Linked DNA regions of Homo sapiens: region 1 is linked to region 2. A link is an interaction called in ENCODE POLR2A ChIA-PET data of the cell type or tissue named here. Cell type or tissue: GM12878. All regions are shown on one strand. Links, peaks and the distances in the headings refer to the core of each region. The heading gives the core; the rest is flanking DNA.

The links. Peaks named below come from ENCODE experiments on the same cell type or tissue, not always from the same donor. Only the 100,000 strongest peaks of a DNase experiment are listed, where the experiment ranks them.
Region 1: POLR2A ChIA-PET joins it to region 2 with 5 read pairs; 2 of 35 experiments call an interaction of 5 or more read pairs at or near these places.

The regions. Positions count from the first base shown.
Region 1 is chr14:67,766,333-67,771,332 of GRCh38, forward strand. It overlaps ZFYVE26 (zinc finger FYVE-type containing 26), which reads right to left. Exons shown (of 42, transcript NM_015346.4): 29 at 3,262-3,398; 30 at 2,185-2,216; 31 at 1,372-1,508; 32 at 1-115. Among named protein-coding and RNA genes, the nearest start is that of ZFYVE26, 48 kb to the right of the region's middle. In GM12878, for the core only: no CTCF peak of the experiment used is centred there; no DNase peak of the experiment used is centred there.
Region 2 is chr14:67,849,258-67,859,313 of GRCh38, forward strand. All of the region lies in intron 4 of RAD51B (RAD51 paralog B), which reads left to right. Among named protein-coding and RNA genes, the nearest start is that of RAD51B, 35 kb to the left of the region's middle. RefSeq lists an enhancer at 3,918-3,987. In GM12878, for the core only: no CTCF peak of the experiment used is centred there; DNase peaks (open chromatin) are centred at 4,175 and 4,647; H3K27ac peaks cover 819 bases.

The DNA.
Region 1 (5,000 bases), core at 1-5,000, 85 kb before region 2:
CTGGGTTGGTGAGGCCCTTGGAGAGCCTGCAGCAGTGCTCAATCAGCTGGTGACCACAGGCAATGCTGTCCCGGTGCAGATTCAGGATGGCAATGCACAAGGAGGCGCTGGGGGCCTGGCCGGGGTGGAAGAAGGGAGAACACACGGTGAGTCCAGGGGCCAGAGCATTCTCCAAAGGCAGCTGGGTGGCAGAAATTATCCTTCCCCTTTCAAAAGGCTGAAAGACCCTGGAAGAAGGAACCAGATTCTACAAGAAAGCAGAAGTGGAACTAAACAAATTTCAGATGTTCTAAGTAGCACTGCCAAAACTCTGGCTTTTAAGTTATGTCATTTTACTGGGAAGAAGGGCACTGTGTCCACCTCTTACCCACTTCTTTATTTTTTTGAAACAGGGTCTCACTCTGTTGCCCAGGCTGGAGTGCATTGGTGCGATCTCGGCTCACTGCAACCTCTGCCTCCCAGGCTCAAGCAATCCTTCCACCTCAGCCTCCCAAGTAGTGGGGACCACAGCTTTGTGCCACCATGCCCGGCTAATTTTTGTATTTTTTTTTGTAGAGACGGGGATTTCACCATGTTGCCCAGGCTGGTCTCAAACTCCTGGGCTCAAGCGATTCACCCACCTCAGACTCTCAAAGTGCTGGGATTACAGGTGGGCACCACTGCGCCCAGCCTTGTTACCTACTTCTTGACAATGTCCATAGGTCCCCTCCTTTCTCTGGTCCACTAGTGCAAGTCCTTATTGCTGACTTGGACAACAATGGTCAGCTCACTTGTCTGACCACCTAGAGGAGTTTCTGCTTTAAGCCATGGACACACTGCTGCTAAATTAATATTCCTAAAGCACACTTGGAAACCTTTCATAGGCCCTTGAAACCTATCAAGTAGATAGTCCTTACTGCAGAATGTAAGGCCCTATATATAAATAATCCTTTTCAAGCCTACCTTTTATGAGCTCTCTATTAACCCTATTGACTCTATGTTCCCTTCAAATTAAAGAGCTTCCACTTCTCCAATCATGCCCTGCAATTTTGGACACGGTGTCTTTGCTCAGATGTTTTAATTTTGTATTCTTTGTCCTTCCCCATCCCCACTCTCCTCACGACCCCCAGCTTTCTGCTTGTCACACTCCTACCATTCTTCCAAAGCTCATCTTAAATGCTACCTCTTCCACGAAGGCTTTCCTGGTCTCCCCTTCTGCAATTCCCAAGATGTTCATTATTTTCTGCCTTAATGGATTTACTGGTTTAGCTCCCATATTATTGCACTATAAACAAGTAAAGGCCAGGTGTGTTCACCTACCTCTGTATTTCTTGTCATACTGCTACACATCATAAAGAAACTTAAGTGACCATTGCATTTTATTGCTATTACCTGCTCATAGTAAAATTCACTCCGCACCAGCTCATTTTCCTCCTCTTTGAGATCCAAAATCCATTCCACCTCATCTGCTTTGGGGACTCTCACCACAAACGAGTATGGAGGGCTTTCATTCTTGGAGCTGTCTAGAGCTGAGAAGAGAAATGCCATTCATGTGTCATTCACTGGCTGGCAGTTCAGTCTAACCCAGTCCAGTGAGCTGGCATGAGTTGCAGGTAGACACTTGCCTGCTATCTCAGGGCCCCTTTCTCTCTCCTTGGTTCCTTTTGTTTGCTTTAGGACACCCCACTAAGCACCTCAAACCATCTTCCCCAGGCATAGACCTGAGGCGAGTGTTACAGTATTTGTCACGTAACCTTCTTGCTTCACACAAGAAACCTTCAAAGGGGCGTGTTTCTCAAATAGATGGCTGAGCCACTGGACACTCTAAAAACTAACCTGTTGTGGACAGATACAGGCCAAACTGTTAACAGGGATTACCTAGGGGTAAGGAGGGAGCATGGGGAGGTAGGATGGTAAAGGGAAACTTAAGAAAAACTAAAATAAAATCACCTACTAAAAAGTTAAGAACCAAATTATTTGGTTGCTGGCCTTCTCAATGCTGGAAGCTAATAGGCCAGTGTAATAGGTTAATATGATGAACTTCAGAGGAAACAGGCTGATACAAATGCCAAGAATTTGCTTTGGCAAACAAGTTGGATGGAGTGCATAAGTTGGACAAGTATATCAGTCACAGCTGATATGCTGAAGATAGAGTCAACTTAAGTACACAAATGAAGAGTCACAGAGAACGGGATTTGGCCTTACCTTCTGGTTTTTCTGAAGGCTCCTCTGGTACACTGAAAACAGAGAAAGAAAAATTATTAAATAAATGCCTGAGTCACTTCTTTGTTTTGAGCTTCGTAGACAGCATCAACTTACAGTGTCTCCCTGGTACAATGGAGGGCTCTTTGAGGGTAGAATTGTTGAATGAAAGAGTCCCCCATCAATACTAACTGCCCATTTCAAATCTCAGCAGTATGGTGTGTGGGTAATTCCTCCAGGAGGGAGGGAGGCAGTGGTATGCTAGGGTCACGGAAACTGTAGAGTAAGTATGGTGTGTCTTCCTTCCTATGCGATCAGTAATCATTATGGTAAATAATGACCAAAAATGTTCACATCAGGACAAACACAATAATGCTATGGAGGAGAATAGAAAATCTATTTAAGTTTGTAAATAAAACATGCAGAATTCAAAGTAACTGGTTTTGGATGGTTGCTTTGGCCCATATTCCTAGATGCTCTAGGAGTCTTAGGTTCATGCTTCTTTGCTACTAGAAGTAGTGGAAACAATTGAGCAACACTGAGCCAACAAACAAAGTCTTGATCTGTCTCGCCAGAGGTATGAGCAGTTTCTGAAATTTGTTACCAGGTGAACTCTGTGTAGGCAAGTATGGAGGCTCTTCTAATTACGGATTACAAGCAAGAATGACTACCTAGATCAGAGTTGATATAAGCGATGCCCAACCATTCAGCAGGTGTGAACATGTCCATTTGAGTCCAGCTGAGACCAGTTGAAGCAAGAGAGGCTGGAAAATAGGTGAATTGGTGAACTAAGCTCAATGGCCTCTGTCTGGGGAAGGGCTAAGGAATCAAAGTCCTGATTTAAGAACATCATGTAAGAACCTTGAACACCTCTTCCTCTCACCCTACTTTCTCTCTTAGTGGTTTCTCTGACCAAAGTCAGTGTACAAACCCTTCAGTGTAGAGTTAATGGCATTTCAGTGTGAATGTTAAACATTTCTGGATTTGAAATGCTCTCATAATGAGACTCCTAGGAGTGTAGGGACCTGCGGAAGGGTGCAGCGGTCAATAATAGCAACAGCCCTGCTGTAGGACACTCACTCTTTGTTGCAGTAACTATAGCACTGATCACACACACGAGCAGGGTTCTCTCTGCAGCCTTCAACCACCATTTTCTTAGTGGAGCAGGAGCTGCACACTAGCCGGCCACAGCGGCGACAATGATGACGCCTGTTAAACTGAGGAATGCCATCAGGAGGAGAAGAAAGAGGGAGGAGAGAAGGGGAGATTGCCATCAATCCATTTATACATGGTATTAACTACCAGTGGCTTATACTTTCTAAGAACACCAACTGCTTGGGTCTCTATTGGAAAAGGACACACCAGTCCTTGCCCTCAAAAATTGAATGTTTAAAAATATCTGTCAGCTGATGGGCAAAGGTGCGAAGTCATGGAGCTTTGCGATAGCTCCTGACAAGTTCTACTTGTGTATGGAGGCAACATGTGGAAAAACAAGAAAAAGTAGTGGAGAAGAAGTCACTTTCTAAGCCAGTGCAGATCACATTTCTACATGGTATTGATGACAATGATTAAAAAGTATCCCTTTCAAAATGCCTTTATTTGTTTTCCCCAAGGTTATTTTAGCAGGTGCCATTTGTAACACATGATAAACATGAAGCAAGACTTTTAGGCTGGGCGCGGTGGTTCACGCCTATAATCCCAGCAGTTTGGGAGGCAGAGGTGAGCGGATCATCTGAGGTCAGAAGTTTGAAACCAGCCTTGCCAACATGGCGAAACCCCATCTCTACTAAAAATACAAAAATTAGCCAGGTGTGGTGGCGGGAGCCTGTACTCCCAGCTACTTGGGAGGCTGAGGCAGAAGAATTGCTTGAATCCAGGAAGCAGAGGTTGCAGTGAGCAGAGATCACACCACTGCACTCTAGCATGGGTGACAGAGCTAGACTCTGTCTCAAAAAAAAAAAAAAAAAAGACTTTAAAAACATAAACACTTAGGTACAATTTAATTTTACACACAAATTCTTAATTTGTATCAGTCAATTCAGAATGTCTCATCAGTCTTCTCCAAATTATATACCTTCTCTATACATCCATATTCTGATGTGTGTAATATAGTAATAATATTACCAAGCTCATCAGGTTATTGTAAAATTTAAGAGAGATAACTTAAGCAAAGCACTTAGTATCATGCCTGGAACATATACAGTAGGCAGTCAATAAAGGCCAACTGTTGTCATTATTAGAATTTAAAGATTAGAAACTCTTTCTATAATCTACCCTATATGTAAGTAAACCTTCTATATGGTGGTTTCAAAGCTAGAGAGCAGCTTGTCATGCAAAACTCCTTTTGGTGGCTTGTCATATGTCTCAACAAGCCACAACCAATTGTCCTCCTTGAAGATTTGTAAGTTTAAATAAGGAAAATACCTGACTCTGCTTTCCTAATATCTTTTTTTTTTTTTAAATCAACTTTTATTTTAGGTTCAGGGGCACATGTGCAGGTTTGTTACATAGGTAAACTCGTGACTCAGGGGTTTAGTGTACAGATTATTTTGTCACCTGGGTAGTAAGCATGGTACCTAGCAGTTTTTCTTCCCTGAACTTCTCCCTCCTTCCACCCTCCTCTGTCTCAAGTACACTCCGTGTCTGTTGTTCCCCTTTTTCTGTCCATGTGTTCTCAGTATTTAGCTCTCACTTAAAATTGAGAACATGTGGTATTTGGTTTTCCATTCCTGTGTTAGTTTGCTTTGGATAATGACCTCTGGTTCCATCCATGTTCCTGCAAAAGATATGATCTTGTTCTTTTTTATGGCTGCATGGTA
Region 2 (10,056 bases), core at 1,933-6,932:
AAATTCTTTATTCTTTCTTTCTTTTTTTTTCTTTTTCCTTTGAGATGGAGTTTTGCTCTTGTTGCCCCAGCTGGAGTGCAATGGCGCAAACTCGACTCACTGCAACCTTCACCTCCCGGGTTCAAGCAATTCTCCTGCCTCAGCCTCCCAAGTAGCTGGGATTACAGGCATGCGCCACCACACCCAGCTAATTTTATATTATTTTAGTAGAGATGGGTTTTCACCATGTTGGTCAGGCTGATCTCAAACTCCTGATCTCAGGTGATCCTCCCACCTCAGCCTCCCAAAGCACTGGGATTACAGGCGTGAGCCACTGCACCTGGCCTAAAATTGTTTTTTCTTGACTTTTGTCTATATGTGTTAGTTTGAAATATCAGTTGTAATTATTTTTTTCTGCTTGGTCTAGTCTGTTGATAAAATTTTCAACAGCTTGGCAATCATAAAGTGAAGTTTTCAGTTCCAGAAGCTCTAATTGATTCCTTTTTAAGATGTTTATCTCCTTTTTCATTTCCTGGATTGTTTTATTAGATTCTTTGTGTTGATTTTCAGTCTTTTCTTTTATATCTTTGAGTTTCTTCCAATCCATGCTTTGAATTATTTATCTGACATTTCTGAGTTTCCATTTTGGTTGGGGACCTTTCCTAGAGAGCTACTGTGATTCTTTGGTGGTGTTACAAAAATTGGATTTTTCTGGTGCCAGCATTCTTATGTTGCTTCCTTCTCATTTGTAGGTGTTGGCACTTCTAAATTTTTGTTTTTTGAGACAGGTTCTCACTCTTTTGCACAGGCTGAAGTACAGTGAATCATGTCCCACTGTAGCCTCGACCTCCCAGGCTGAAGCAATCCTCCCACCTCAGCCTTCCAAGTAGCTGGGACTATAGGCGTGTGCCATCATGCCTGGCTAATTTTTTAATTATTTGTATAGACAGTGTCCCACCGTCGTCTTGAACTCCTGGGCTCAAGCAATCCTCCTGCTTTGGCCTCCAGGGTTGGAGTGCTGGGATGGATTACAGACATGAGTCACCGTGCCTGGCTGGCACTTCAAATTTTTGTAGATATTTTCATGCAGGTAGGGTTTTCTTTCCCTTTCTTTTCTTGTATTATTATTGTTTTTTCCCCCTTTCCTTCCCCCACTCACTAAAGGGTGTGACTTAAGAGTATGTCGAGTAGGGTCTTTTGTCTTTGTTTCCATGGCCTTCTGTTCTGGCAGCAGGTTGTATATTGGGCTGTGGAGTTCAACCTACGGGCCAGTAGATGATGCTTACGGGTGAGAGTCAGCTGTGGTGGAAGCAGACAGTTATGTACTTGGTATTTGTTTACTGTGAAGAACTCTCTGTTGTTCCAGGTGATAGGCTAGACTGTGGAGGGCTGCATACCATGTACTTCCTATTTTACGGGAGTGCTGGGGACATAGCTGGGTAGAGTGGATAACCTGGCTTGTCCACAAATACCCCTATGTCAAATGTAGAAGTGTAGTCCCCAACCCTGATGAGGGTGGCTAGGAAAAGCTCCCAGTGAATTGTGCCACAGTCTCTGTGGGGGTTTGGGGTGCTACACAAGCCCCTTCTAGATAGACTGGAATGTAGATTGTTGCCCAGTCACACCCTTGTTCTAGAGCTCTTGACTCCTGGATCAGACACACACTGCAGCCTATCTCCAGACCACCATGTGGTTGAGAGCCTTAGGAAATGTCTAATTTTTGACTCTCCAGGGGAGTGGTTTTTGGGGCAGAACTTCATCACTTAGCTTAATATAGGTAGCTGTGTGGCTCCTCTGCTCTCCAATGTGATGACTCTTCTTCATTTAAGAGCGGGGTTGGGGGACTCCTTCTTTGGGCCTCTGCAGGGGTGTGTTGGTTTTGGTGGTGTTGGCTGGTTGCGTCGGTTCAACCTCAGGCAATGGGAGATGTGGTAAAGTACTAGCAAAATTGGAATAGGGTAGGGAGATCTGTAAGTCCCTAGTTAGTCCCTAGATGGCTGGCTGGACTTCCTCTATGAGTCTTGATGGGGCTGGATTGTTGGGGAGCCTCAGGTCCTGGCTGTGATGGGAAGGGGTGAGGGCTGATATCTGGGTGAGGGGCTAAACTCTCAGGCAGGGCACTTAGGCGGTGGGAGCCCTAGGGAAGATCACAGGTCTATGGGGGTAAGGTTTTCGACAGGGCTTTGGGCCATGACTGAAATGCTCATGTAGGGGTCGGCTATGTGCAGTAGAAGCCAGAAGGCAGCAGTCCTGGTTGGGGAGTGGGCAGTGGAGGAAGGGGGTCATGTGGAAAGCATTCTGGCCACCTCTCTGAAGGGTAGCTGCTGGCACTGGAGTTTCTCTCCCCAGCCTGGGGGCAGCAGGGGTGGCCACGGCAGAGGACCTGTTCAGTTGCCTTTGGGAGTGATGGTGATGGGGGGTGTACCTGGGAAGAGGGAATGGGGAGCAGGTTGGGTACTCCTCTCTGCTGATGGAGGTGCTTGAAAGCACCTTTGTTCCCTCCCTAGCCTAGAAGTAGCAAGGATGGGTACTGCAGCAGCTGCAGTGGCAGAGGGCCTGTCAGTTGCCTTTGGAAGCTCCACCCTAGAGAAACAGAGCTGCTACTCACTGAAGTGATTATGTGGGGGTAGGGGTGCCTGTGCTGGCGGCCCAAGTCAGGAGGCCCTGCCCTGTAAGGAGCAGCAGGGGCTGGGCCTCTGAGAGCAAAGAGTCTGGCCACCTTTCCTGAAGGCAGCTGCATCCTGCTGGAGGTCTACTTACTCTCAAGGCAGCTGCATCCTGCTGGAGGTCTACTTACTCTCAGGCTCTTCACTCCCTCCCCAGCCTGAGAGCAGCAGGAGCAAGGACCTGACAGAGGCAGTTGCAGTGGGCCTGTCAGTTACCTCCGGGAGCTCTGACCCAGTGAAATACAGAGCCAGAGCCGTGACCGACTGACCAGAGTGCTCAGTTGGTGGTGGAGTGGGCGTGCTGGGGGCCCAGGCCAGTGGCCTTGCCTGGCAAGGAACAGCAGAGGCAGGGCCTGCAGTCTGACTGCTCCTAAACTCCATGGATATGGCTTCTATCCTAGAGCTACGCGAAAAAACCTGGCCTCCCTTGGTGGGACTATAACAGCTGGCACCAGGGAACTCGGGGATCCAAGGTTGGTGGGGATCCCCGACTCCATGTGGGGTTGAGCTTCCAAGAAGTCTTCCTTACATGGCTTATATGGCTGGGAAGTTGGTCCTGGCTGTTGGCAGTTCTTTGCGATGTGAACCTTTCCATAGGACTGCTTGAGTGTCTTCATGACACAACAGCTGACTTTCTGCAGAGTATGTGATCCAAGAGTACAGGGTAGAAATGACAATTTCTTTTTAAGACAAAGCCTTGGAAGTTACATACCATCATTTCTGCAGTATTCTATTAGTCACAGACAAACCTGATACAATGTGGGAGGAGACTACAGAAAGGCATGGATAACAAAGGTGAGCATCATTGAGTCTTAGAGGCCGCCTACCACTGATATATGCATGTGTGTAAACATATGTACGCATGCATGTGTGTATGTGTATAATTAAAAAAAAAACTTTATGACCATTCTGTTCTCAGAAATGTTGTAGTAGGCAGAATTTCTTAAATGGCCTCTCAAAGATGTTCTGCCCTAATCCCTGGAACCTTTGAATATGATGAGATGTCACTCCCATGATTATTATATGTTATATGGTATAGTTGACTTTAAGATGGGGAGATTATTTGGATCTAATCATATGAGCCCTTAGAAGTAGTGAGCTTTCTCTGGCTGTTAAAAAGGGGAAGGAAGAAAAGCTTAAAACCCAAGAAGGACTCAGGATGCCATTGCTGCCTTGAAGGTGGAGGGGCCATGATTAAAGGAATGTAGGCAGCCTCTAGAAGCAGTGAGTGGCCCTGAGATAAGAGCAAGAAAGGAACCTCAGACCTAGAGCTGCAGAGAAATAGATTTTTGCCAACAGCTTGAATGAACTTGGAAGTTGATTCTTACTCCCAACCTCCAGATAAGAGTCCAGCTCAGCTGAGATCTTGATTTCAACCTTGTAAGACCTTAAGCAGAGAACCTAGCCAACCCTATCTGGACTTCTGACCTGATTGTCTCTGATTTATCCTCTGCTGCTTCTGCTTTAGGAATGAATAGCACTTCTCTACTTCCACTTTTCATCTTGGTGTTGTAACTGAATATATAAGTATACCCAGATTCAGTGACATTCACATAAGTCAAAACTGACTTGCAGTGACATAATAAATGGATGCTGTTCAAGCTGCCAAGTTTGTGGTAATTTGTTATGAAGCAGTAGAGAACTAATAAAATACAGGTGTCAGTGAAGGTGCCTAATTAACTGCATTGCACAGTCTTTGTTTCTGGTTAAAAGGTCAAGCCTAGTGTCCTAGATAGATGTCAGATAGATCTGGTGGGTGGGTGGGGTAAGGCAACTGATTGAATGAACTTAGAGTGGATCTGGAGATTGAGAGAGTAAGAATCAATCTGGAAATATTTTGCTGTCATTTTTATAGTTTCTCTTTCCTGACTTTAACTTAAAAATTTCCTAGGTTATTTATCATCAGTTTTGACTTACGTGAATGTCACTGAATCTGTGTATGCTTACATATTCAGTTACAACACCAACATGAAAAGTGGAAGTAGAGAAGTGCTATTCATTCTTAAAGCAGAAGCAGCAGAGGAGAAATCAGAGACACCAACTCTGCGGACCTGCTGAAGGAAGTGAACTACAGGGCATTGTTCCATTCCCTGAGAACAGCAAACACCTTAAAGTTTGTATTATGTGGAGATCAAATCAGTTCGGTAGCCTTCTCATATGAGATAATATAGATCAGTGTTCCTCATTCATTTTTTCATTATTGTCTCCTAAGAAGCCTTTTTAACAATTTTTTCTTAACCACACCCTCCAATGAAGTTTTTCTACCACACATATACTGTATATCTGTTTTTGTACTGTATAAATATCTGTGCTTTATACATAAAAGAGTAAAATCTTCCCCTTCCTCCAAAACAACTTTTACCCTTGGGGTTAATATTACCCATGCTGAGAATGCATAAGATAGATGCTATTGTGAATAGGTAAAATTAAAGTTATATTTAAAGATACAGGTGAGGTGCAGTGGCTCACGCCTGTAATCCCAGCACTTTGGGAGGCCGAGATGGGCAGATCACTTGAGGCCAGGAGTTTGAGACCAGCCTGCCCAACATGGTAAAACCCCATCTTTACCAAAAATACAAAAATTAGCTGGGTGTGGTGGCATGCGCCTGTTGTGCCAGCTACTTGGGAGGCTGAGGCATGAGAATCATTTGAATCCAGGAGGCAGAAGTTGCAGTGAGCTGAGATTGCACTACTGCACTCCAGCCTGGGCAACAGAGTAAGGCTCCGTCTCAAAAAAAAAAAAAAGTATTCAGAGATATCATCAAAAAAGGTATTTTCAGCTAGGTGTGGTGGCTCATGCCTGTAATCCCAGCACTTTGGGAGGCTGAAGCAGAAGGATCGCTTGAGGCCAGGAGTTTGAGACCAGCCTGAGTAACATAGCAAGACCCTAGCTCTACAAAAAGTAAAAAAAAAAAAAATTAGGTGTGGTGGTGCATGCCTATAGTCCCAGCTACTTAGGAGACTGAGGCAGGAGGATCACTTGAGCCAGGAGTTCAAACCTGCAGTGGGCTATGCTTGTGCCACTGCACTTCAGCCTGGGGTGAGATCCTGTATCTTAAAAAACTATTATTTTCATACTGTAATATAATCTAGAGTACAGGACCAGAGAACTCAGTTCAACACAGAGAGATGTAATATCTGCATAGTTATTATGCCTGGCAAAGTTTTTGTATTTTTAGTAGAGATGGGGTTTCACCATGTTAGCCAGGATGGTCTCGATCTCCTGACCTCATGATCCACCTGCCTTGGCCTCCCAAAGTGCTGGGATTACAGGCATGAACCACCGCGCCTGGCCAGCATCTTAGTTTTTTCTTGGAACAATTACTATTATAGTTCTTTTTTTTTTGAGACAGAGTCTTGCTCTGTTGCACAGGCTGGAGTGCAGTGGTGCGATCTCGGCTCAATGTAAGCTCCGCCTCCCGGGTTCATGCCATTCTCCTGCCTCAGCCTCCCCAGCAGCTGGGATTACAGGTGCCCGCCACCACGCTTGGCTAATTTTTTTTTTTTTGTATTTTTAGTAGAGACGGGGTTTCACTGTGTTAGTAGCCAGGATGGTCTGGATCTCCTGACCTCGTGATTCGCCCACCTTGGCCTCCCAAAGTGCTGGGATTATAGGCTTGAGCCACCGCACCCGGCCTATTATAGTTCTTTTTATAATTGGCAGGATTAGCTGTGGCCTACATGATCACAGGAAATAATAAGGCAGGGGTTGTAAACTCAAATGCCTATAAGCACGAGCCATGTAACAGAAGTACATGAAACAGTTAAGTGTAAGACATAGATATTTATTAGTTGATTTTAGCTGCTGACAACAGCAGCAAACATTTATTTTTTTGCTCATGGGTCTCCATGTCTGCAAAGGTGGATCCTGTCTTCTTCAGGCTGCAGTGAGGTTCAGATGTGCCCCACAAGTTGTAACAGCAGCAGGAAAACCAGAGAGAGATTTCAAATGGATGTTCCTTGAGTACAGTCTGCTGACATTCATTTATCCTGCCCTATGTTTTGAAAGGCAGATAACTAGGCCTCTGTTCTAATACAGACATTTAGCATATGCGGTTGATTGGACCATTGTTCCCAATTCTTCACTTACTCTCTAATTTAGAAATAAACATTCTGCTCTGTAATGGTTTACTAGAGTCTTTTATGTGGCACATGTTCAATAACTGCTGTTAAATGAATGATTATATCCCTTAATACTGTTTGATTTTTGTTAATGGTGGAACTTGGGGTACTTGTCATTTCCATTCCCTCCTGCTTTTTCTGCTCTTTTCCCATCCCTACTCTTCCTCTCTCCCTTCCCATTTACTTCCAAAACGGCAGCTGTCAATATGAAAAAGGAGGGAGTGGTAGAGAGAATCCAAGACATAAACTCTTCCACATGTTGGTGTAAAGTAATTTAAGATCAAGGTTTCTTTCACAAGGCAAAATGCAATGCAACCTGGCCTTTCTGAGATTCTTTTTTTTTTTCCTTTTTTATGGTTTTGGCTTTAGGATTTAGAATGTTAGTTATTTTAAAAATGAATTTTGTAGGTCTGAAGACCTACTCATATTTCTACATAATTGTTGAGCAAACGGAGACAAGTAGTTAGATGCTGGAGGTCATTAAAAAATATTTTTTAATGAAGCTTTTTTAAAACATGCTCACTGGTTTCAGATCAGAGCCAGGCATCCTTAAATTGTCTTCTGCCAGGTATTGGCTTGGCAGATTACCCTGTCCAGTTGCCCTCATCTTGAATGTGAGGAGAGTTAACTTGATAAGATTTTAGGTCCTAACTGGACCAGATTTTACATTCCTCTCAGCCATGAAAAGTTTAAGATGAGCAGGCTTCATTTTTACTTTAGTACAATTAGACCTTTTCTTGGGAACAATTCTCTTTCCTCTTCAAACCAATTATTAACATTTTCTTCCTTGCTGATATTTGAGTGATATTCACTACTGACTTTTTTTTTTTTTAGTTCTTTTACATTTCTCAAGCAGGTTGTTGAAACTTTGGCTCTAACTATATGAAGTGAATTGTTTTTTTACTGGTGTTTTCGCTGTGTAAATATTGTATTCAGTCTGAGTTTACAAGAAGCAAATAACTTAGCCTATTCTGGTTTGGCATGTTTTCTCTTTCTAACCACCATTGGGGCTGAAGCTGGGAACTGAACACAACTTGAAATTTTGTGGTTTGGGTGCTAGAATTCAGAGCTAGACTATCTGAAGCTAAAAATTATTAATGTTGAAATGTTTTCACCCACTAAATAAACCTGAAAAAAAATGAAATGTAACTCCAGGCAGCCCATAAAATCGCATATGGTATAATTTTTTTGAGTCTAGGAAGAGATGAAAAAAATTTGTGAGCAGGATCTGAGATTGTTAAAAAAAATTAGAAATTGTTTATTATGGTTTAAAGTAAATGCTACTATCCAAACTCTAATCCAAACTCAACAAACAAACCCAGAAATCTCTTACTGTTATTCACATGATGTTTTATTTTCTCCAAGACTATACTGAATCAGTACATAAAAATAATGAAGTAGGGAAAATGCCAGTTGCCCTTGTTTAACTTTTCAGCTATTTTTTACATGTTTTCTTTAAAGATAGAATAGTAAAGTAATACTTTACATTTTCAAGGTACTTGATACTTCACTGAATATTTCCAAATATATCATCTTAATTAAAATAATGGCTTGTTTCACCCTTTTAAAAATCACAAAGCATTGAACAGTTTTCAGCTCATTAAATCTGAGAACATATCCAAAACTTGGCACATGGATAGTATGTATAGAAAGGCTAGTCCTTTTTCCTCTGCTAGTTAGCACTCTAATGATATTAATGATGGAAGATTTTTCTCAGCCCCTTTGCTGGACTTATGACAGGGGTATCCCATTTACTCGGCCCACCATGCTCAACCTCTTGCGGGAGGGAGCACGTGAGTGAGTGAGTGCGGGATCTGGCTGGCTGTTCCAGGCACTTGCAGGAGCAAGCTTCATGTGCTGGTATGAGTGAGCAAGTGCGGGATCTGGCCAGCACAGCTCGGAGTGCCAGCAGGAGCAAGCTCTGTGTGGGATCCGCGGCCAGACCAGGCATGAGCTAGCGAGTGTGGGATCCGGCCAGCCACTCTGGGAGCTGCCAGGAGCAAACTCCATGAAGGGCCCGTGGAGGCACCCAGGTAAGGGTGCCTGTGACCCCGAATCCCCAGAGTGGGTGTTACAGTACTCTCTTAGTTCTGCCCTCTGCGGACGGTGGTGTGTTAGCAGCTCAGTTGGCCCCTTACCTCGTTATGTGGGGCAGTTGCCCTCTGCTGGTGAGGGCAAAGGGCCAGCGTGACAGCCTTCTGGGTACCCGCACTTGGTGGGTCCCTGTCTGGCATCCAAGAAGAATGAGGTCAGTTGGACAATTGACGGATGGTGAAGGCAGATAATTTTATTGAGCGATGAAAATGACTCTCCGTGGAGAGGATAGCTAGAGAGGGGACAGGAAGGGCAGGTCATCTTCCCTAAAGTTGGGTCATCTCTTCCCCGAAGTCCAGCTGTCTTACCCAAAGTCTGGCCATCTCCCTTAAATTCCGGCTGTCTCCGGTATTGATTGAGTTTGGGTTCTTTATAGGTACAGAATGGGGAGTGCATGCTGATTGGTTTGCAATTATGCAAAAAATTTTAAAGCAAAGACACCACTCAAAGGTGGGCGAGACAGTGTGGAAAACGAATTAGGAAAGGGTAGGTATACGTAAAATAGGTGAAGGGTGAGGATCAGTCCAGAGGAAAGCGTGCCAAACAGGAAGACAAGTTCTCACTCTGGTCCAGGGATTTAACATATAGCTTGGCTTTCAGGCTTTGAACTGTATCCGGCTTGGAGGTGGGGTTTCACCGGATACCTGGCCCTACCCTATCTGCCTAGGCATTTCACTGCCTCCTGTCGCTATCATTAGTAAGCATAAGCATTTCTTTATTTCAAGATCCACTTTCAACTTTTACTGACAGAAGTTTCCCTTGCCCTGATATCTGGTGACTAATTTGATCCATGTTGTTTTTGAAAATGAAGAAAGTTCCATAAAAATGTTTAGAGCTCTGAATTTAGACTAGCATTCTCCAAAGCAGGGTATGTAAAATGTTTCATTAGGTTGTGGGAAGAAAATATTAAAACTTTTATTGTTTCAATCTAACAAATGAAATTTACCTTAATTAACATTTAATCAATGGATCAACACTGACATCCTCACTTGGTCTGGGTGTCAGACTGTTGGGTATCAGTTATAGTGCATGAGGAAAGCATGCAGGGGTTGACAGAGGCCCCTTGCTTGTTATTTTCAACATACTGGGATGAATTATAAGTCTGCATATATCTAGTTAGGTGGATTTATGGATTTAACAAAATCAAAGTTCACAAAACAGATAAATGGCAAGAAAGATTCCTGCAAAGAAACTA